2 separate regions of the Homo sapiens genome follow, and region 2 is linked to region 1. Evidence: chromatin loops called from intact Hi-C (ENCODE). Cell type or tissue: mammary epithelial cell. All regions are shown on one strand. Links, peaks and the distances in the headings refer to the core of each region. The heading gives the core; the rest is flanking DNA.

Region 1 (11,707 bases), core at 1,219-9,218:
CTTCCTTTTAATGGCAAGATGACTCGCTCATCTTTTTAGGATTACTTGTATAGACAACCCAAATTCTTTAGAAAATTCTTTAGAAAACAGACCCTGTAGTCCAAATTCTTTAGAAAACAGACCCTGTAGCAAAGATTAACACTAACATTTTACTGGTGATGAACTGAGTGTGTAAATTTCTAGGGGAGGAAGGATTCATAAAAGAAAATTGAGGCAAGAAAGAAAGCAAATATAAGATAGAATGTTATCAAGTTGACCACAGATTCAGGAGAAAACATAATTGTTCCATGGACTATGACCATGTGGCTATATGGAGCCATTGCACCTTGGATTAGTATGTAGGAAGAAGAAAAGCAGTGGAATTTATCTAACAAAACCTGCTTCTTTACTGTATCACACTGGTTCAAGCTTGGCACAAAAAGCATTAACTCCGTAAACCTACAGGTGGTCATATTGAGATTATTCAGGCAACCATCAGAAAAGCGAAATTCCCCCAAATCTTTAAAACGGCAACAGGGATGGGGACATATACATATAGGTACAAGAGAATCTGGGGAGGTGCACAAACTAGATCAACCAATTGTACCCCTCCTATCTAATTGCACACTGAGAGTGGAAATGAAAATCAAATTATTTCCAGTTTTAAACACCTAAAAAGTTATAAAAGCTTTTATGACTGTTGCTGTACTTGTTCCTGAGGCTGCAATAAATATTTTTTTCTCCTTCATCAGCATTCCATATTTCTATCACTCTCTTCAAACATTTACTCTTCTTTAGGATGCTTGCCTAGCAGGGTGAACCAGAAATTCATCCTGAAGGGCTAAGCTCTTAGCAATCTTGCCTTTGATGGGCTAGCATTGTTAAAATTGCCCATTTTATACCAATCTCTATGCATGTAAACATTACGAGATGCCCCAGTCAAACCTCTAGGTGAGACATATATTCCTTCCTGTTCTAATTGTGCAGTAGCATTCTTGCTCTTCACAGTTAATGTCATAGAGCGTTTCCTCTCAAAATCATGGCTTCCAGCCAGTCAGAGCCTAAAATTGTGAGACAGTAATGACAAATTGCACAACTGGATCTGTTAGCGTGATGATGAGATGAGCGTATCTTATATCCCACCTTTATTCCCAAACCGTTGTATTCTACCTATTAGAGCTACACCATCATATAATAACATGCATGTTGAGGATGTATATAGCACTTCATGGGTACTGCTATTCATATTTCTGGTGATTAGAAGTCTGCCAGTTTGAGTGGTTTCCAGTGCAAAATAAGGCTCTGATTAACTGCAGAGTGAGATAAAAGCTGCCCTGCCACTTTGGGCAGTATATGTGCTAATGATTCACATTGGGCAGTATATGTGCTAATGATTTGGGCAGTGTATGTGCTAATGACGTGACAGTATATGTGCTAATGATTCTAGCACGTCAAGGATACGTTGTAGAGTCTCTAGCAGGCCCCAGTAAGAGAGTCACAAAACAGACCACCAGTGGCCACTTAAATTTAAAATAATCATAAAACCAAGCAAAAATAATTCACTCAACAAAATTAATTAAATTAATTAAAAATACAATTCCTCAGTCTCACAACCTACATATCAAATGCTCAATAGCCACATGTGACTAGTGGCCACTATATTGGGCAGTGTAGCTATAAACTATTTTTATCATTACAGAAAGTTCTATTGGACAGCCTTGCTCTACATAATGAAAAAAAAAATCTTCTTTAAGTAAGTGACCAATTGTGTGGCTATTGTATCTTAACAAAGACTGAGCACCTGATCATAGGACACCAAGCTACCAAGTGATGAGAGCTGCTCATTATGAAGTGGGTGTTTTCACGTCCACTGAGTTTTAAATTGAGGCTGAGTAAATAAAAAGATTGTAAATTTGGTCCAGAAAAAGAAAAAAAAGAAGTAAGAGCAAAAGAAGTTAACAGTTAGAAAAGTATAGAATATTAGCAACGGAAAGGATCTTTGAGAATGTATTGGTCAGCTTCACCAATAACTTGCAGAGCTCTTCAAGGTGTACAAAGATTGAAAGGGAGAGAAAATCTAAAATTCAGCTGATATCACGATGGGATTAATTCAAAGTCATTTCCTAAGCATCTTTCCACAAAAGCATGTAGCCACATTTAAAGGCAGAGAAAGTGAATCAAAATCTGGAAAGCACCATGCTACCATGAGAAGAGCAGTATTCACAATTCATATAACACACCTCCCAATCTTTCAAATAGTGCTAGGAAGGAAGTTTCTAATGAGGTAATAAAGCATATGCTATGGGTTGAATATGTGCCCGAAACGGAAACTTAATCCTCCAAGCAACACTGTTGAAACGTGGGCCCTTTAAGAGGTGGTTAGGTCATGAGGGAGGGCTCTGCCCTCAGGAATGGATTAATGCCATAAACATAGGAGTGTGTTGGTTATCACAAGAGTGAGTTCCTGATAAAGAATGAATTTCCTGTGCTCCTATACATTAAACAAGAATTTTGAAAGCTTTAACACTTAACAGAAAGTTGAACTCTATGTAGAAAACACTTTATATATCCAATTATCCTTCTGAAGCAATGTTTCTCTGAAGCTTCCACTTCTGATCAAATTTGATTTTGAACCTTTTCCTTGTGACCAATTGTGTAAGCCAACAAATACCTCTCTGTGTTTAGTATTTTGTCATTAGGTGTTAAATTTTCTCCTTTAGGGGGTAATCTTATCTGTATTTTTTCAAAGTTTCTTGTGTCCTTCAAATTTTTTTCATGGAATACCTTAAATTTTCACTCCCCTTGTCTTCACACCCACAGCCTTGCAGTGATTAGCAATGGAAGGTCTACTGGAATTTGTTTTATTATTCTACCTGCAGGTAATTTGTTGTGCATGGTATTCTTTGTCTTCTAATAATGCTGAAGACGTGTATTATGTGTAGTTTTATTTGTTCTCCTTGATGATGTTATTTTATTTTATTTATTTATCTTTTGAGACGAAGTCTCATTCTGTTGCCCAGGCTGGAGTGCAGTGGTGCGATCTCGGCTCACTGAAACCTCCACCTCCTAGGTTCAAGCGATTCTTCTTCCTCAGTCTCCCCAGTAGCTGGGACTACAAGTGCACAGCACCATGCCCAGCTAATTTTCTTTTGTATTTTTAGTAGAGACAGGGTTTCACCATATTGGCCAGGCTGGTCTCCAGGCTGGTCTCAAACTGGACCTCATGATCCACCCGCCTCAGCCTCCCAAAGTGCTGGGATTACAGGCTTGAGCCACTGTGCCCGGCCTATATTTTTATTTTGTTTTGTTTTATGTGGAGGATGTGTGGGTAAAATCAATATCATGTGAGTATCATTAAACTCCAAATCCATGGTATACCATATCTGAAAATTTTTTTATTGACCCAGAACACCTGAAATCAAAACCCAAATCTCTCTGTGTATTCCAAATCTGCTTCTCATCTCCTGCTTTCCATTTCTATGCATATCTTTCTGATGTAGGCATTTGTTATAAACATTCATGTTAGTAATATTTTTTTCTGCATTCCAAAAGTTTGGGTATGTTGTGTCTCTATTTTCATTCATTTCTTAAGAAATTTCTGCCTTGATTTTGTTCTTTACCCAAAAGTCATTCAGGAGAATGTTGTTTAGCTTCCAAATATTTCTATAGCTTTGTAAATTCCTCTCGGTATTCATTTCTAATTTTATTCCACTGTGATCTGAGAAAATACTTAATATAATTTTGATTTTTTGAAGTTACTGAGATTTGCTTTATGGCCAAGCATATGCTCAATTTTGGAGAATGTTTTATGTGCAGATAAGAAAAGTGAATATTCTGCAGTTGTTGGGTAGAATGTTCTGTAAATATCTATTGGGTCAATTTGGGTTGGAGCCCAGCTTATGTCCAGAATTTCTTCATTGGCTTTCTGCCTCAACGACCTGTTAGTATTGTCAGTAGGGTGTTGAATTCTCCCACTGTTATTATATTGGTATCAATCTCTTTTCTTTGATTTAGTGGTATTTGTTTTATGAATCTGGGTGCTCCAGTGTTGGGTGCATATATATTTAGGACAAGACAGGTAAATCATCTTGTTGTATTGAACCAATTATCATTATATAATGCCTTTCCTTTTCTTTTACTGTTGTTAAAGTCTATTTTATCTGATACAAGAATGGCTACTGCTGCTTGCTTTCATTTTCCATTTGTGTGATATATCTTTTCCTACTCCTTTACTTTGAGTCTGTAGATATCTTTAGCTATTATGTAGGTCTCTTATAGGCAAGAGATGGTAAGATCTTGTTTTTTTATCCAACTTGCCAGTCTTATATTTTAAGTGGAGCATTTAGGCCATCAACGTTCAATGTTAATGTTGGTATCTGAGGTTTTGTTCCTGTCATAGTGTCGTTAGCTAGTTGCCCTGGGCTCTCAATTGTGTAATTGCTTTATAGGATCTGTGAGTTTTCTACTTACATGTTTACTTTTATGTTGGGGAGTGGTGTCTTTCATTTCCATGCTTAGAACTCCTTTGAGCGTTTCTTACAGGTTTGATGTAGTGGTGATGAATTCCCATAGTGTTTGCTTGTCTGAAAAGACTTTATTTCTACATTTATGAAACTTAGTATGACAAGATATGAAATACTTGGCCAGCATTTTTTTTCTTTAAAGCCTAAAAATTGGCCTCTAATGTCTTCTGGCTTGTAAAATTTCTACTGAGGTGTCTCTTGTTAAAGTGATGGGATTTCCTTTATACGTGATTTGATGCTTCTCTCTAGTTGCTTTTAAGATTTGTTCTTTCATGTTGACCTTGGAGAGTTTGATGATTACATGTCTTGGTAATGTTCATCTTGTATAGTATCTTCTAGGTGCTTTCTGGATTTATTGTAACTGGATATCCACATCCCTAGCAAGATTGGAGAAATTTTCTTAAATTATTGTCTCAAATATGCTTTCCAAACTTCTTGCTTTTTCTTCTTCTTCCTCAGGAATGTCCACATGTCTAAGTTTTGGTCACTTTACATAATCCCATATTTCTTGAAATCTTTGTTAATTTTTTTAATTCTTTTATCTGATTTAGTTAATTCCAAAGACCAGTCTTAAATCTGTGAAATTTTTCTTCTGTTTGGTCTAGTGTCTTGTTAAAGCTTCCAACTGTGTTTTGAAATTTCTTCTGTGAATTATTCATTTCTAGTAGTTTTGGTTTTTAATAAATAATCTCCTTTTTCTTCTCCAAATTTTTTTGTTTCTTGTGTTGGTTTTCAACTTTCTCTTAGATCTCATTGAGTGTCTTTAAAATATATATTTTGAATTCTTTTTCAATCATTTCAAAGTTTTCATTTTGTTTAGGATCCATCGTTAAAGAGCTAATGTGGTCCGTCGGTGGTATCACAACATTCTTTCTTCGTAATGCTGGAGTTCTTGTGCTTGTTCTTCCTCATCTGTAGAAGCTGTCACTTCTTATTTTTGAATTTCCTTTCATTTAGATGGGATTTTCCTGCCTTGAGGATGTGATTGTAGAATATGTTATGTAGGGTCTTTTGGCTTTGCTTTTATATCCCTGGGCATTTTTTCTTGTGAAGATTTCTATAGGGCTGTGCAGTTTGACCTACAGGCCAGTAGGTGGCACTTATGGCTAAAAGCCAGCTGTAGCAAAAGCAGATGGGTAGGTACTTGATCTTTGTTTAGTGTATGGTCATTTGTGTTGTTTCAAGTGATGAGCTGGACAGTGGAAAATCCGATCCCCTGAACTTCTTGTTCAGCAAATGGAGAGGACACAGCTTTGAAGAGCTGTACTGCATGGCTTGCTCACAAATACCCCCAATGATAAGGATGGACACCAACACTGATAGGAGTGGCTAGGGGAGTTCCTGATGACATGCCCTGAGGTTTCTGTGGGGAATAAGGTGCTTGCACCAGCTCCACTTCCTAAACAGGCAGGAATCTGATCTATTTCTCCATCATACTCCTGCCCCAGGGCTTGTAACTCTCAGTTCAGATGCACACTGTTATCTCCAGGCCACAGTGCTGCTGAGAGCCAGGGAAGACGCTTGTCTGATGATTCTCCACAGGAGTGATTTTAGGGTGGAACCTCATCACTCAGACCAGTACAAATAGCTCTGTGGCTTGCTTGTTCTCTAATGTGGTAATGCTGCTGCTTTGTGTACGGATGGGGAGGGAATCCACCTTTTGGCACATTTGTAACCGCTCAATGGGTTCACCTTGTCTGCTGCCTAGACAGAACTGATTTATCAAGACAGGGGAATTGCAATAGAGAAAGAGTAATTCACGCAGAGCTGGCTGTGCGGGAGACCAGAGTTTTATTATTACTCAAATCAGTCTCCCGGAGCATTCGGAGATCAGAGTTTTTAAAGATAATTTGGCGGGTAGGAGCTTGGGAAGTGTGGAGTGCTGGTTGGTCAGGTTGAAGATGGAATCATAGGGGGTTGAAGTGAGGTTTTCTTGCTGTTTTCTATTCCTAGGTGGAATGGCAGAACTGGTTGAGTCAGATTACAATCTGGGTGGTCCACTGGACAGGTGATCCAGTCCAGTGCAGGGTCTGCAAAATATCTCAAGCACTGATCTTAGGTTTTACAATAGTGATGTTATCCCCAGGAGCAATCTGGGGAAGTTCAGACTTTTGGAGCCAGAGGCTGCATGACCCCTAAACTGTAATTTCTAATCTTGTGGCTAATTTGTTAGTCCTGCAAAGGTAGACTGGTCCCCAGGCAAGAAGGGGGTCTTTTAGGGAAAGGGCTATTATCAATTTTGTTTCAGAGTCAAACCATTAACTGAATTCCTTCTTAAAATTAGTTCTATGCCCAGGAATGAACAAGGACAGCTTAAACGTTAGAAGCAAGACGGAGTGGGTTAGGTCTCATTTCTTTCACTGTCATAATTTCCTAAGTTATGTTTGCAAAAGTGGTTTCACATTCAGGTGAGTGTCAGATGTTGAGTGTGTTGGCTGGTTGGGTTGGCCTGAGTTCAGGCCCCACAGGGAGTAGTCAGATGCTGGCGGTGGTGGACTAGGCTAGGCAAACCTTCCATCCTCAGGCCTCTGGATGGGATGTACAAGATGTACAAGTCCTAAGGGGACTAAACCAGGAATGGGCCAGTACACTTGTTCTTGGATCCCCAGAATTCACATGCTGGCTGAAAGGAGTGGGCTGATCCATGGGTCACCATCAGAACTTTCAGGCAGGAGCAGGCAGAACGCTCAGGCAGTGGCAGAATAGTGGGAGCCCCAGGGCAGATCACAGGCCTGTGGGGGTTGGGCTGTCAGAAGGACTCTGGGCAGCAGCTGAAATGGTCAGGTGGGAACAGGCTGGCTTTGCTGTTAACTTTTCACTGGAGGAATCAGGCCCCCTCAGCTAGAGCAATGGAGGCTGACAGCTGTGGGATGCATGGTCCACTTGAATTTTCCTCCCACAGGAGCAGCAGTAAATTTTGCTGCTGGGGACACACAAAATTGCCCAGCCTTTCTGCTCCTCCCCCAACCCAGGTTCAGGGGTGACAGGAGTGGCTGCAGTGGTGGTGGGTGGTGGTGATGGCAACTGCTATAGGAGCCAAAGGGTGGGTCACTGGCTTCAGAGGTCCTGGCTTTCAGTAGAATATCGGGCTGCAGCCAATATGTACATACAGGGGCAGGGCAGCTGCACTGCAGAACCGTGCTGAAGAAGGGAGGCCTATTTTTCAAGGAGCACCTGAGGCAGGCAGTCATTGCAGTGCATGGCCCACCCACTCCTCTCTACTGCAGCTGTTGTATCTGTCTTTGGGGCATGCAAAAGTGTCTGGCCTGTCTGCTCCCTCCCTGATCCAGCTGCAGCAGCCGGCACCAGGCTTCTCAGCATTCCAAAGCCTGCGGAATTCTAGGTAGGCTTGAGCAGTACCTATGCACTGTCTCCAGGCAGCACCCTGTATTAGACTAAAGGCCTGGGAGGAGTAGAGGGGGATCTCCCATGGCTAGGATTGTACAAGTCCATGGCAGAATTGTGGAACCCCAGGGGTCTCTCACTCACCACTTCTCTGTATCAGGAATCTTCTCTTGGCTCCATGCCAGTCCCAGCTCAGCTGGCTGTACAGCTTTGCTCCTCTCTGCTTTCTATGATTCCTATCACTTCTTTAATGGATTCCAGTGTGCCCTCTTAGGTGATCTACTCAAGTGTTAATATTTACTCACTATTTTGAATTCTGTCTGTGTGGGAGGCTCCCACTATCTGGTTCTATTCAGCCATCTTGAACCGGAACCTCAGAATTGAGTTTTTACATACACTAATCGCATGATCTATTAATAAACACATTATTAGTTGGACTTCATTAAAATTAAAAATATGTTATGCAAAAGACCCCGTCAAGAGGATGAAATAATAAGACACAGACTGAAAGAAAATATGTGCCATACATAAATTTGATACAGAACTTGTACTTAAAACATATAAATAACTCTTAAAACTCAACAATAAGAAAACAATCAACCCTACTAAAATTGGGTTCTAAGAAGACACCACACTACAGAAGATATATATATGACAATTAAGCATATGAAAGATGTTCAACAACATACTTCATTAGGGAATTGCAAATTAAAATGACAATGCTATCACTATACGTTTATTAAAAGAACTAAAATCTTAAACACTGACAACATCAACTAGTGGCAACAAAGTGAAACAAGAGGAACTGTAACTCTTTTGCTGGTTGTAATGCATAATGGTACAGCAACTTTGGAAGACAATTTGGCAATTTCTTATAAAGCTAACCATAGTCTTACCATATGATCCAGAATTCATGATCCTAAGTGTGTACCTAAATGAGTTTTACTTCTTTTTGGATATGAATGCCTTTTTATTTCTTTTTCTTGCCTGATTGCCTTGGCTAGAACCTATAAGCACAATGTTTATTAGAAATGGTGAGGGTGGACATTATTGTCTTGTTCTTAATCTTAGAAGAAACATATTCATTTCATCATTTCTTAAAATATGAAATGCTATACTTTATTTTTCCAGAAAGTATATCTAAGAATATCTGTGAAGAGTAATTTAGAGAGAAAGATTCTTCTAGGTTTCCTTAAAACTCTTCAGTACATGCTATCCATAAGTAGTGACATTTTTATAATTTTTATTTTTTCAGTCTTTCACCATTAAGTATGATGTTAGCTGTAGCCTTTTTAGTAAATTTTTAAAATCAGGTTGAGGAAGTTCCCTTCCATTTCCAGTTTTCTGGAAGTTTTTTTTTTTTTTTTAAATCAGGAATAGATGTTGGATTTTTTTCAAATACTTTTTCTTTATTTATTGAAATAATATTTTTAAGTCTATTAATATGGTCAATGACATTGACTGATACTTGAATTTTGAATATGTCATGAAGTCCTAAATGGTTGTGATATATTATGCTTCTTACATGTTGGTGCATTCAGTTTTCTAAAATTGTGAGCAATATTGATCTTCGGTTCTCTTCATGTGTAATTTCTCTGTCTGGTTTTGGTATAGTAATGCTGACTTCATAGAATGATGTGAAATATTTGCTTACCTTCTCTTTTCTAGAATAATTTGTGTAGAATTGGTATAGTTTCTTCCTAAAACATTTGCTGAAATTTACCATTGAAGCCATCTGCCCCTGAAATTCAATTTGTGGGAAGGATTCTAACTACAAAATCTGTTTATTAAATACAGTGATATTTAGGTTGTCTATGTCTTCTTTAATTACTTTTGATATTGTCTTTCAAGGAATTTTCCCATTGTCAACTAAGTTGTCAAATTTATTGGCATACAGTTGTATTTAATATGCATTTATGCCATTTTACAATTCATCAAATTTACAGTGATGTCTACTCTCTCATTCCTAACTTTCATAATTTATACCCTTACTCTTTTCTTCTTGATAACTTTGGCTAGAGATTTATCAATTTTATATATCTTCTCAAAAAATTGGTTTTACTTGCAATGACTTTTTTTCTATTCATTTTCTGTCTTATACTTTATTTATTTTCATTTTGATTTTTGTTATTTTCTTTCTTATAATTACTTTGGGCTTATTAACTCTTCTAGTTTTTAAGTTGGAAGATGGGTCATTGACTTGAGACCTTTATAGTTTCATCAGCTAGGCATTTAATGCTACAAACTTTCCTCTAAGAACTGCTTTAACTTCTTGGATGTGCGGGTTTATAATTTTCATCAAATTTACAAAAATTAAGTTTCTTAAAGCTGTTTCACTATTCAATTATATTTTTATGTCTTTCGTTTTCCCTCTGTGTTTCACTTTGAATAATGTCCATCATTATGTCTTTAGGGTCATTAATAGTTTCTTCTGCAATGTCTAATTTCCTGTTATTCCTATTCAATGTATTTTTTTTATCTCATACATATTCATCTTTTTATGTAGAAGTTCAATTTGGGACTTTTATAATCTTCCATGTCTCTTCTTAAAATGATCAATCTGTCTTCTGGAATTTCATATATGAAATGGAAATATAACAACTGCTATAATGGCTTTGCCTGTCTTCTAATTTTATTATCTATGCTGTTTCTGAGTCTGTTTCAATTAAGGAATTTTCCTCCTAATTACAGGTAATATTTGCCTTTTGCTTTGCATACATGCTAGATATGTTTGTATTTGTGTAAGTATTTTTGATTTTTATCATGGATGCTATTAAAATACTTGAAAAAAAATCTATTTAGGCCTTGATTTCAAGGTTTTTAGCTGGACCAAAAGAACTATTGGTTTATAGCTCATTTTAACCCCAACTGGGGCAAGACATTTTTGAATACTCTATCCAACACCCCATGAATTATGAAGATTTCTACTCTGGCTGATAGGAATGGGAGCTCTTCCTGGTCCTGTTTAGCTCCAGCAGTTATATCTCTTTAACTCAAAAAGGTCAAGGAGCTCCACACTGCTTACTGATTATGTCTTTCCCAGGAACTATAACATAATCTATTTACTTACTTGGTTATATCATTGCCCCAAGAATTTGAAAAAACATCATTCATTCTAATTAATGTTGACTTAGAGAATAAATGTCATGGGGAACAACTTACACAGTATGTTCAAACAAAAGTGATTTACCACTACTGCCAAATGGCAAGAGCAAGACTAGAAAACCTGAGGTCTTGCCATTGCCAGTGTTTGATTTTATTTCCTCCACTAATACCCAGCCATAGCTGGAAAGGACCACTGTATTTTTATATCAAGCATTTCTAGAATGTAAAGGACTGGTATTTCCTGGCTAGTATGGGCTCTCTGGCCAGGAACACAGAAGATCAAAAAGTGACATTAAAGCCATATGGTTAGACATTAAGAACCTGTTGGAATTTTCTAGGCAGTGAGTGAGGTTTTCTCAATGTTCTTCATCAATACACTAGTTACTAAGGTTCACAAGAATCCTATGGAGAACATTCTGTCAAAGCTGACACCTTGGATAGTGTGACTTCCAACAGATGGGAATAGTACTGGGCTCATATATTGGCTATTGCATTTCCTGGTTTTAACTATATCACTGAATACATTAGGTTACTTGCATAAAGCTATACAGAAATGAAGAAAAACAGAAAACTAGCAAATTTCTGGCAACATATTTAGTTATAAATTGAGATTTCAATAGAGTTTTCAAGCCAATTTCTATTTTCAGATGTACAAACTTAGTCAATGGGTATTATATTCATCACTGCTGACAAGAACAAGAAACTCTCACTGCTCATGGTCTCACTTCATGTGACACAATGTTAATAGGCATGAG
Region 2 (11,707 bases), core at 1,394-9,393, 350 kb after region 1:
TCCTTTTAATGGCTGAATAACATTCAATTTTGTGGATATTTCACATTTTTGTTATCCATTCATCAGTTGATGGACATATGATGTATAATACTTTTTTGTGATCCTAAATGTCTCAAAATGGAGTCACTTATGACAAATGACTCAGATCACAGTAAAAATACTGACCTCAGAGAATAAGTATATGAATGGTGGACTGAGGTAATAAGATAACACTTGCTGTGGCCAGGCACTCCTGAAACCTGAGAAGACGATGGAGCCAAAAGGCAGCTGAGCTAGCTATGGACATTTCTCTGGCGGATCATAAAAAATGCAAAGAAACTTACCGTGGCCAACACCTGCAGAAACTCTTCCCTTTTATGTCTGCAGCAATGGCTGAAAGTCCTGCTAAGAGAAGAGCAGCAACCACTTCCTTCCGGCTCCTCCAATGGAGTTAGCACAACTAGGCTGATTAGAACCTGACAGGAGAACACATGGGTTATTTTTACCTTTTGGCTATTGTGAATAGTGTTGCTATAAAAATTCGTGTAGAAGTTTTTCTTTGAATATCTGTTTTCTATTCTTTTGAGAATATACCTCGCAGTGGAACTGCTAGGTCCTATGGTAATTCTGTGTTTAACTTTTTGAGTAATCTGCAAACTATGTTCCACAACAGATACACCATTTTACATTTCTACACACAATGTATAAGGGCTACAATTTTTCTACATTCTTGCTAACACTTGTTATAATTTTTATTTTGATTGTAGCCATCTCATTGGGTGTAAAGCAGTATCTCATTGTGGTTTTGTTTTGCATTTTCCTAATGATAAATTATGCTGAGCATCAATTCATTTGTGTGTTGGTCATTTGTATATTTTCTTTGGAGAAAAGCCTATTAAAATCTTATGCCCGTTATTTTTTTGTTTTGTTTTCTGTTGTTATTACAGTATTTTATATATTCTGGTTATTAATTTTTTAACAAATATATAATTTACAAATATTTTCTCTAATACTGTGGCTTTTCTGTTCTCTTGATAGTGCACGTATTAGTCAGGGTTTTCCAGAGAAACAGAACCAATAAGAGATGGATGGATGGATAGATAGATAGATAGATAGATAAACAGATAGATAAAGAGGGAATTTGTTATGGGAATTGGCTCACACAATTATGGACACAAGAATTCCCATGATATATCATCTGCAAGCTGGAGAACCAGGAAAGCTGTCGGTGTAATTTAGACTGAATCTGAAGGCTTGATAACTAGGGACACTGCTGGTGTAAGTCATGGAGTCCAAAGGCCCATGAACCAGGAACTCTGATGTTTGAGGGCAAAATAAGATGGATATCTTAGCCTAGGAAAAGAGAGTTAATCCTCCACTTTTCCACTGTCAGAACTCTCAACAGATTGGATGATATCCACCCACATTAGTGAGGGTATATCTTCACCCAGGCTGGAGTGCAGTGGCGCAATCTCAGCTCACTGCAACCTCCACCGCCCTGGGTTCAAACAATTCTCCTGACTCAGCCTCCCAAGTAGCTGGAATTACAGGCACCCGCCACCACGCCCAGCTAATTGTTGTGTTTTTAGTAGAGACAGGGTTTCACCATGTTTCCCAGGCTGGTCTCGAACTCCTGACCTCAGGTGATCCACTGGCCTCGGCTTCCCAAAGTGCTGGGATTACAGGCATGAGCCACAGCAGTTTGCTGATTCAAATGTCAGTCGCTTCTGGAACACCCTCACAGACACACTCAGAAAGAAACTTTTACCTGCTATCTGAATATCTGTTTTTAAAGTAACGGCAAGAACCGCAATTACTTTTGCACCAACCTAATACCTTCACATTTTATTCTTGTCCCCATCTATGTCTTCTCTCCTTCCGTAACTTTCATTATGCATATGTTAATGTGTTTGATGGTGTCCCACAGGTCTCCTGGGCTTTGTTAACTTATTTTTTTTTCCTCTGTTCTCCTCAGACTGGATAATCTGAATTGTCCTATTTTCAAATTTGTCGATTATTTGTTCTGTCTTATTATGCCGTTTTTCTTTTCTACTAAACTTTTTGTCTGTTATTATACCATTCAGCCCCAGAGATTCTAGTTGGATTATTTTTATATTTTTCATGTTTTTATTGATATTTTCTTTCTTTCATACATGTGTGTCCTTTGTTCCTTTAGTTATTTGTCCATGGTATTTTTTTAGTTCTTTTAGCATATTCAAGACAGTTGATTTAAAGTCTCTTTGGAAGTTCGGTATTTGGCCTTCCTCAGGGACTGTTTCTACGTTTCCATTCATTTATTTTGTGTATTTATGATTGGGATATACTTTCTTTTTTCTTTGCTTGCCTCATGATTTATTTTGAAAATTGAACATTCGGAATATTGTAAAAAACTGTGAGTTTTTTATTAGATCTCAGAATTTTGAAAAAAAATGATTCTGAGTTGCAATATTAGAAAACAAATTATTCTACCTCCTAAGGGTTTGTTCTGCTGGTTGTTGTAGTTACTTTTCATTAAGTGACTTTTATGAACTGTTTTTATAAAGTGTATATATTTTGCATGTGTGGAAATTGATGTGTTTGTTCCATTAGCTTAGTAATCAGCTAGAGATCTGGCAAACAATACCTAAAATGCCATAAGGCAAAAATAAATAAATATTTAAATATCTTCCAGTCTTTGCAAATTGGGTCTGTGTTGGGACACCCCTACAAAGCTTAGCTAGGTTGTTTATAACTCTATCTTAACATTTAATTTCTGCTTGCACAGAGCTTAGCTATTAGCTAGTAGTGAAAGCTCATGGTCTTCGTACTTATTTTCCGAGTATGCATTTTTGTCCTGGGAATGTATATGGCCTCCTAGGTTCCCCAACATACACCAAAACTTTTAAAAGTACTTATTGCTTCAAGTATCTTCTCTCCCAGCTTCTTTTTTTACCAGGCTTCTCATTCTGTCGAATGTTGGCATCAGTTTTAGTCCTTTACCCCAGGTGGCTGTAGCTAATACTTTTGCATTTAACATTTGCTTTTGACAAATGTTGCTCAAGAAGCCACTTCAGCCCTGGCAATGCTTTATGCAAGTTTAACAAACACAAGCTCTTGAGCTAATCCTTCAGAGGTATATCAGACATGTCAAAACACACAACCCTTTTGCTTTGAGAATAATGTGTATATTGCTCTCTCTAGTACCAGAAACTTTTAACAGGTATGTGGATTCTTCCATTCATGGCTACTGCCAAGCTGAGGAGTAGGTTATAAAAAATGATTAGGTTAAAACACCAAAATATTCTCTTATCAATATTCAACAGCTTTTTTTTAATTGAGTTTTCCTGATTGCTGTGAGTTTTTTATTAGATCTCAGAATTTTGAAAAAAAAATTGATTCTGAGTTTGTGCCAGCCTGTCTATTATTTTATGGAGGGACAAAGTTTTAATAGTTTTTACTGTGCCATTTTTGATGACTTACAAAAGTTATTTTTATATCAGAAGGAACTGAGTATTGTGTGAAAGTAGTTTTCTTTTTTTCCTCATAATTTCAATGGTAATTCACAATCTATTTGCTCTTTGATTTTGATTCAACTTATTACAACTGTTTCTCTTTTGTTTTTGTTGGTAGCTACTCTCCTCTCTACATGCCTATACCACTGACTTCTCTGGTTAACATAGAAAAAATAAAATCTCATCCTGTCAATGAACATTTGGGAAGAATTATTAACCTCATGATGACCATAGGAATTTGGGGAAACGTTACATGAAAACTGTAGTCTCAAATCAAAATAGTAATTGTTCAGAAAATTACACATAATATGAGTCTCCTCTACATTGGTGTATCTTCTCCCACTTTAGTCACCCTAATTCATTTCCTTATTGTTATCATATCATTATCATCCCACGCTCAACAATCACATACTCCTTAAACAAATGTGAGGATAAAATCTGGGAATCAAAAATCTGTACACATGTGGTAGTTATTTATTATTAGGCATCTTCTCTGAGTTTCTTATCAATGGTACTACCACTTAGTCTGCCAGGTTCTGTATGCTTTGGAGGTACAAATATTTTAGTACCAAGCAACACCACTTCAAATGCCATATACTAAATGAAGAAATAGTAATTTCTATTGGTCTACACCCATGCTAATTTTATAGACCTGATTACTATTGCAAGAAACCTTAGAATATGGAAAAGGAATACAGCAAATTTTAAAGTTTGACATTTTTAAGCTAGATTCTCAAGAATTTTAATTTATTATTTTGTTTATTACTCCCCAGGGTTTAATTTACCAAAAAAATACAGCAAGTATTCTAGGCTTGAGGACAGTAAATACCAAAGAAAGGATATGATTCCTGCCCTCAGAGTAGTCACATTAAAGTGAAGGAAGCAACCTTGTATAGGACTAATCTAACTTACAATTAAACTGTTTTAATTTGGAGTAGGCGCCCTCTCCAGGTGGATGGTAAAAGTTTACTGAGCACATATTTCATTCATAAAAATAAAAAAAAAAATGCATCTTTTGCTTCAGTGTATGCAACCTTGTACTGAGCGATCCTTGCCCTCAACAAGGTGCTCCTTGCAAGGCATCATCTATGCTAGTGTACATGGTGTCCTTAAATATGTCCACTAATTTCTATAACACACACAGAGCATGACAATTTGTATAACAAAAGGAGGAATTTATTTGTTTATAATGGTACAGACAAGAGATAACTGATAAACAAATATGTTTGATCAAAGAGAATGAGTAGAAATTTGTCAGATAAACAATGAGATGATCAAGAGAGATGTGTTAGGGAGAAGACCACGAAAAGAGCAAGGCAAAACAGGTAAGCATGAAATTTGACGGACTCTTGACCAGAGAACTCTGAGAATGGTTTGGAATAAGTGACAACAAATTGTTTGCTTAGATAAGATAAAGTGATATTGAAAAGAGCAGTAAAGTTCAAATTGAATAAATTAGGTTTTGTTTTACTGAAGGTATTGAGCATAGATATAATCTGATTTCATCTTTGTTTTATAGTCTCTGTAGCCAATATTGGGTGTATATTCATTTGAAGACAAAAACGGGAATCAGGGAGACTGGCTAATTGGATCTTGCAATCTATTCTCTGCTGCCTTTCATTTTTTTCTATGATTCTGGAAAGGAATATGCAAATCTACTGTTTGATTACTAGCAGTAGAAACAGAAAAAGGACTGTAAGAAGCAATGGTAAAAGAAAATGTGACAAAACTTGATTTGATAAAAGAAAGAGGAAGAAGAAAATGGGGTATAAGGGAGAACTGTAAAGATGAATCTGGCTGTAAAAATAAATATTAATAAGGGTATGGATGATATTCAGATTTGAAGGCAGGCAAATTTTCATTTGCTTGCAGAGCAAATAAATGGCAAATTTTTTAATCAAATATTTTTTTTTCCAAGAAATATGGTAATAATGGGCAAGAGAGGAAGGGTGTTCATTTTATTCTCACAATAACATCCAGAGTCTAAATACAGCTTTCTGGTATTTGCTAGAGAATGTCATACCACGTACTCTGTATTTTTATTAAGCAACCTGTTTATATGTTATTCCATTTAAATATGTATTACTTTCTGCAAGTGTTTGTGAAGTAATCTCTCAGGAATGCAGTTAAGATTCTGTAAAAATGACGGAATTTACTCAGTATAGTCATCCAAACCTTTTTTTAAAATTTACTTAACTTTTATTTTAAATTCAGGGGTACATATGCAGGTTTATTACATAGATAAATTTGTGTCTTGAGGGGTTGTTCTGCAGATTATTTTGTCACTCAGGTATTAAGCATAGATTATTTTTCCTGGTTCTCTCCCTCCTCCCACCCTCCTCCCACTGATAGGTGCCAGTGTCTGTTATTCTCCTCTATGTGTTCATGTGTTCTCATCATTTGGCTCCTGTGGTCTCATCATTTAGCTCCCACTTATAAGTGAGAACATGCAGTATTTGGTTTTCTCTTCCTGTGTTAGTTTGCTTAGGATAATGGCCTACAGCTGCACCCATGTTGCTGCAAAGGAGATAATTTCATTCTTTTTATGGCCGTATAGTATTCTATGGTATATATGTACCACAATTTCTTTAGTCTACCACTGACAGGCATTGAGATTGATTTCATGTCTTTGTTATTGTGAATAGTGCTGCAATGAACATGTGCACACATGTGTCTTTATAATAAAATGATTTCTATTCCTTTGGGTATATACCCAGTAATGGGAATGCTGGGTGGAATGGTATTTCTTTTTTTAGCTACTTGAGGAATCAGCACACTGTCTTCCACAATGGTTAAACTAACTTAGACTCTCACCAACAGTGCATAAGCATTTTTTCTCCACAACCTCACCAGCATCTGTATTTTTTGACTTCTTAAGAATAGCCATTCTGACTGGTGTAAGATGGTATCTCATGTGGGCTGCAATTTGCATCTCTCTAATGATCAGTGATGCTTTCTTCATATGATTGTTGGCTGCATGTATGTCTTCTTTTGTGTAGGGGTTCAGTCAGGATGGTGGGGAAAATTATAAAATAAAACACGAACCTTCTTGGAAGGCCAAAAGGTTTTTGCATAGCTTCAGATAGTTTGGCTGAGAGCAGCCAGTCTCTTTGCAGGAACCAGAGTGCTTAGGGCCCAGATACAAAGGAATGTAGAGTAGTTTATCTAAAGAGCTTGTTTACTCATGTGGTCCTAAAGCTAACCTTTGATTACTCATGGGCAGGATGGCTCTCTCGGGGGTAGGTAACCAGGTTGATTACCCTCTAATAGTGTTGACTTAAAGCTTTTGTCATTTAATGTGTGCTAAATAAATGCCAAGAAGGCCAGCTAGCTGGGGCCGTGGCTGACAGCACTCTCCTTAGAGTCTGTAAGTGGCCTGGATACTTGGCCGGTCTGACAAGCAGAATATCTGTGTCAGTGTACATTATGCATCTGTCATTGAATCAGGATATGCAAGACAGACTCCTGCACTTTTGAAAAGTGTCTATTCATGTACTTTAACCATATTTTAATGGTGTTTTGTTTTTCTTTTGTAAATTTAAGTTTCTTGTAGATGCTGGATATTAGACCTTTGTCAGATGCAGTTTGTAATAATTTTCTCCCATTCTGTAGGTTGTCTGTTTACTCTGTTGATAGTTTCCTTTGTTGTGCATAAGCTCTTTCATTTAATTATATACCACTTGATAATTTTTGCTTTTGTTCCAATTACTTTTGGTATCTTCATCATAAAATTTTTGTCCATTCCTATGTCCAGAATGGTATTGCCTAGGTTGTCTTCTAGGGTTTTTATTATTTGGGGTTTCACATGTAAGTCTTTAACCATAATGAGTTAATTTTTTATATGATGTAATGAAGTGGTCCAGTTTAATTTTTCTGCATATGGCTAGCCAGTTATCACAGCACCATTTATTGAACAGGGAATCTTTTCCCCATTGCTTGTTTTCAGGCTTGTCAAAGATCAGATAGTTCTAACTGTTCAGCCTCATTTCTGGACTCTCTATGCTGTTCCATTGGTCTATGTGTCTGTTTTTGTACCAGTACCATGCTGTTTTGTTTACTGTAGTCCTGCAGTATAATTTGAAGTTGGATAGTGTGACGTCTCCAGCTTTATTCTTTTTGCTTAGGATTACCTTGGCTATTCAAACTCTTTTTTTGGTAACATATGAATTTTAAAATATTTTTTCCTAATTCTTTGAAGAATGTCAGTGGTAGTTTAGTGGGAATAGCTTTGAATCTGTAAATTGCTTTGGGTAGTAAGGCCATTTTAATGATACTGATCCTTCCTATCCATGAGCATGGAATGCTTTTTCATTTGTTTGTGTCATCTCCAATTTCTTTGAGGAGTGTTTTGTAGTTCTCCTTGTAGAGATCATTCACCTCCCTGGCTAGTTGTATTACTAAGTATTTGTTTTTTTTATGTGACAGTTGTGAATGAGATTGCACTCCTGATGTGGCTCTCAGCTTGACTGTTTTTGGTGTGTAGGAATGTTAGTGATTTTTGCATATTGATTTTCTATCCTGAGACTTTGCTGAAGTTGTTTATCAGCTTAGGGAGCTTTTGGGCTGAGACTATAGGGTTTTCTAGATATAAGATCATGTCACCTGCAAACAGTGATAGTTTTACTTCCTCTCTGCTTATTTTGGATCCCTTTATTTTTTTCTCTTGCCTGATTGCCCTGGCAAGGACTTCCAATACTATTTCGAATAAGAATGGTGAGAGAGGGCATCCTTGTCTTGTGCTGGTTTTCAAGAGGAATTCTTCAAGCTTTTGCCTGTTCAGTATGATGTTAACAGTAGGTTTGTCACATATGGCTCCTATTATTCTTAGGTATGTTCCTTCAATATCTAGTTTATTGAGAGTTTTTAACATGAAAGGATGTTAAATTTTATTGAAAGCCTTTTCTGCATCTATTAATATAATCTTGTGTTTTTTTTCTTTAGTTCTGTTTGTGATGAGTCATACTTATTGATTTGTGTAGGTTAAACCAACTGTGCATTAAAGAAATAAAGCCTACTTGATCATGGTGGATAAGCTTTTTGACGTGTTGCTGAATTCCATTTGCCAATTTTTTTTGATGATTTTTGCATCAATGTTCATAAAGGATATTGGCCTAAAGTTTTCTTTTTTTTTTTTTTTGGTTGTGTCTCTGCCAGGTTTTGGTATCAGGATAATGTTGGCCTCATAGAATGAGTTACGGAGGAGTCCCTCCTCCTCAGTTTTTTGGAATACTTTCAACAGGAATGGTAGCAGCTCTTCTTTGTACATCTGGTAGAATTCAGCCACGAATTTGATCCTGGGCTTTTTTTTGTTGGTAGGCTATTTATTACTGACTCAATGTCAGAGCTTCTTATTAGTCTTTTCAGATATTAAATTTCTTCCTGGTTCAGTCTTGGGAGCATGAATGTGTCCAGGAATTTATTCATTCTTCTAGATTTTCTAGTTTTTATGCATAGAGGTGTCCATAATATTCTCTGATGATTGTTTTTATTTCTGTGGGGTCAGTGATAATATCTCCCTTGTCCTTTCTGATTGTGTTTATTGAATCTTCTATTTGTTCTTCTTTATTAGTCTAGCTAGCAGTTTATCTATTTTATTAATTTTTTCAAAAAAAAACAACTTCTGGATGTGTTGACCTTTTGAATGGTTTTTCATGTCTCAACCTCTTTCAGTTCAGCTCTGCTTTTGGTTGTTTCTTGTCTTCTGCTAGCTTTGGGATTTCTTTGCTCTTGGTTCTCTAGTCTTTTAGTTGTGATGTTTGGTTGTTAACCTGACATCTTTTTTACTTTTTGATGTTGTCATTTAGTGCTATATATTTCCCTCTTAACACTGCCTTAGATTCATGCCATAGATTCTGGTATGTTGCATATTTGTTGTCATTAGTTTCAAATAACTTGATTTCTGCCTTAATTTCATTATTTACTCAAAAGTCATTCAGGAGCAAGTTATTCAATTTCCATGTAATTGTATGATTTTGAGTGAATTTCTTTTTTTTTTTTTAGATGAAGTCTCATTCTGTCGCCAGGCTGGAGTGCAGTGACACGATCTCAGCTCACTGCAACCTCCACCTCCTGGGTTCAAGCGATTCTCCTGCCTCAGCCTTCTGAGTAGCTGGGACTACAGGCGTGTACCACCATGCCCAACTGATTTTTGTGTTTTTAGTAGAGACGGGTTTTCACCATGTTGGCCAAGATGGTCTCGATCTTTTGACCTCTTGATCCACCCGCCTCAGCCTCCCAAAGTGCTGGGATTACAAGCATGAGCCATCATGCCCGGCTGAGTGAATTTCTTAGTCTTGAGTTTATTTCACTGAACTGTGGTCTGCGAGATTATTTGGTATGAATTCAGTTCTTGTGCATTTTCTGAGGAGTGTTTTACTTCTGATTATGTAAACAATTTTAGAGTAAGTACTGTGTGGCAATGAGAAAAATGTATATTCTGTAGTTTTTGAGTGGAGTATTCTGTGTGTATCTACCAGGTCCACTTGATCCAGAGCTGAGTTCAAGTCCTGAATGTCTTTGTTAATTTTCTGTCTCAATTATCTGTCTGAGATTGTCAGTGGGGTTGTTAAAGTCTCCCACTATTATTGTGTGGGTGTCTAAGTCCCTTTGAAGGTCTCTAAGTACTGGCCTTGTGAATCTGGGTGCTCCTGTATTGGGTGCATATATATTTAGGATAGTTAGCTCTTCTTGTCGAATTGGACCCTTTACAATTATGTAATGCCCTTCTTTGTCTTTTTTTGATCTTTGTTGGTTTAAAGTCTGTTTTGTCAGAAACTAGGATTGCAACTCTTGCTTTTTTTTGTTTTCCATTTGCTTGGTAAATTTTCTTCCATCCTTTTATTTCGAGCCTAGGTATGTCTTTCATGTGAGATGGGTCTTTTAAAGGCAGCATACTACTGGGTCTTGTTTCTTTGTCCATCTGTCCACTCTGTCTTTTAATTGGGGCATTTATACCATTTACATATAACGTTAGTATTGTTATGTGTGGATTTGATCCTGTCATCATGATGCTATCTGGTTATTTTGCAGAGTTGTTTATGTGGTTGCTGCACAGTGTCACTTGTCTGTGTACTTCAGTGTGTTTTTGTAGTGGCTCATAACCATTTTCCTTTCCATATTTAGTGCTTCTTCCAGGAACTCTTGCAAGATGAGTCCAATAGTAATGAATTCCCTCAACATTTGCTTGTCTGAAAATAATCTTATTTTTCCTTCACTTATGAATCTTAGTTTGACTGGATAGATATGAAGTTCTGAATTAATTTTTTTCTTTAAGAATGTTGAATATTGGCCCCCAATCTCTTCTAGCTTGTAGGATTTCCACTGAGGAGCTTGCTGTTAGTCTGATGGGCTGTCCTTTGTACATTACCTCTGCTTTGTCTATTCTGCTATTAATACGTGTGATTACATTTTGAAGTTCTTGTAGTGTGTTTTTCAGCTCTAACAGGTCAGTTATCTTCCTTTCTAAACTGACTATTTTGGCTGTCAGCTCCTGTATTGTTTTATCCTGATTCTTAGCTTCCTTGCATTGGGTTACAACATGCTCCTTTAGCTCAGTGAGGTTTGTTATTACCCACCTTCTGCAGCCTACTTCTGTCATTTCAGCCATCTCAGCCTAAGCCTAATTCTGAGCCCTTGCTGGAGAAGTGTTGCAGTAATTTGGAGAAAAAGGCACACGCTGGCTTTTTGAGTTTTCAGCATTTTTGCATTAATTCTTTCTCATCCTTGTGGGCTTATCTACTTTTGATCTTTGAGGTTGCTGATCATTGGATGGGGTTTTTGGGTTTTGTTGCTGTTGTTTTCTGTTTGTTTTTCTTTTAACAGTTTGGGCACTCTTCTGTAGGGTTGCTGTGGTTTGTTAGGAGCCTGCTCCAGACCCTAGTTGCCTCATTTTTTCTCATACCTGGAGGTATCACCAGTGAGGGCTGCAAAATGCCAAAGATGACGGCCTGCCCTTTCCTCTGGAAGCTCTGTCTCAGGGGGGTTCTGACCTATTGCCAACCCAAACGTGCCTGTGGGAGGTGACTGGAGGCCCTGGTTAGGAGGTCTCACCCAGTCAAGAGGAATGGAATCAGGGACTCACTTAAAGAAGCAATCTGGCTGCTTTTTGGTAGAGTAGTGGTGCTGGGTTAGAGACCCCTTCAGCCCCTGATCAGCTTGAGCTTTCGAAGGCCTACAGGCTAAACCGGCTGAGAAGCCTGAATGGCTAAGCTGGTGGCCTGCCCTGCCCCTCAGGCACT

Evidence for each region. A loop is a pair of places that touch in the nucleus more often than their neighbours do. Peaks named below come from ENCODE experiments on the same cell type or tissue, not always from the same donor. Only the 100,000 strongest peaks of a DNase experiment are listed, where the experiment ranks them.
Region 2: a loop joins it to region 1, with 21 times the contacts of the local background. A loop is called at or near these places in 8 of 110 quality-filtered maps.

The regions. Positions count from the first base shown.
Region 1 is chrX:35,375,406-35,387,112 of GRCh38, forward strand. No RefSeq gene overlaps it. Among named protein-coding and RNA genes, the nearest start is that of MAGEB16, 420 kb to the right of the region's middle. In mammary epithelial cell, for the core only: a CTCF peak has its summit at 5,591 (motif pointing right); no DNase peak of the experiment used is centred there.
Region 2 is chrX:35,721,965-35,733,671 of GRCh38, forward strand. No RefSeq gene overlaps it. Among named protein-coding and RNA genes, the nearest start is that of MAGEB16, 71 kb to the right of the region's middle. RefSeq lists an enhancer at 6,301-7,039. In mammary epithelial cell, for the core only: a CTCF peak has its summit at 4,424 (motif pointing left); no DNase peak of the experiment used is centred there.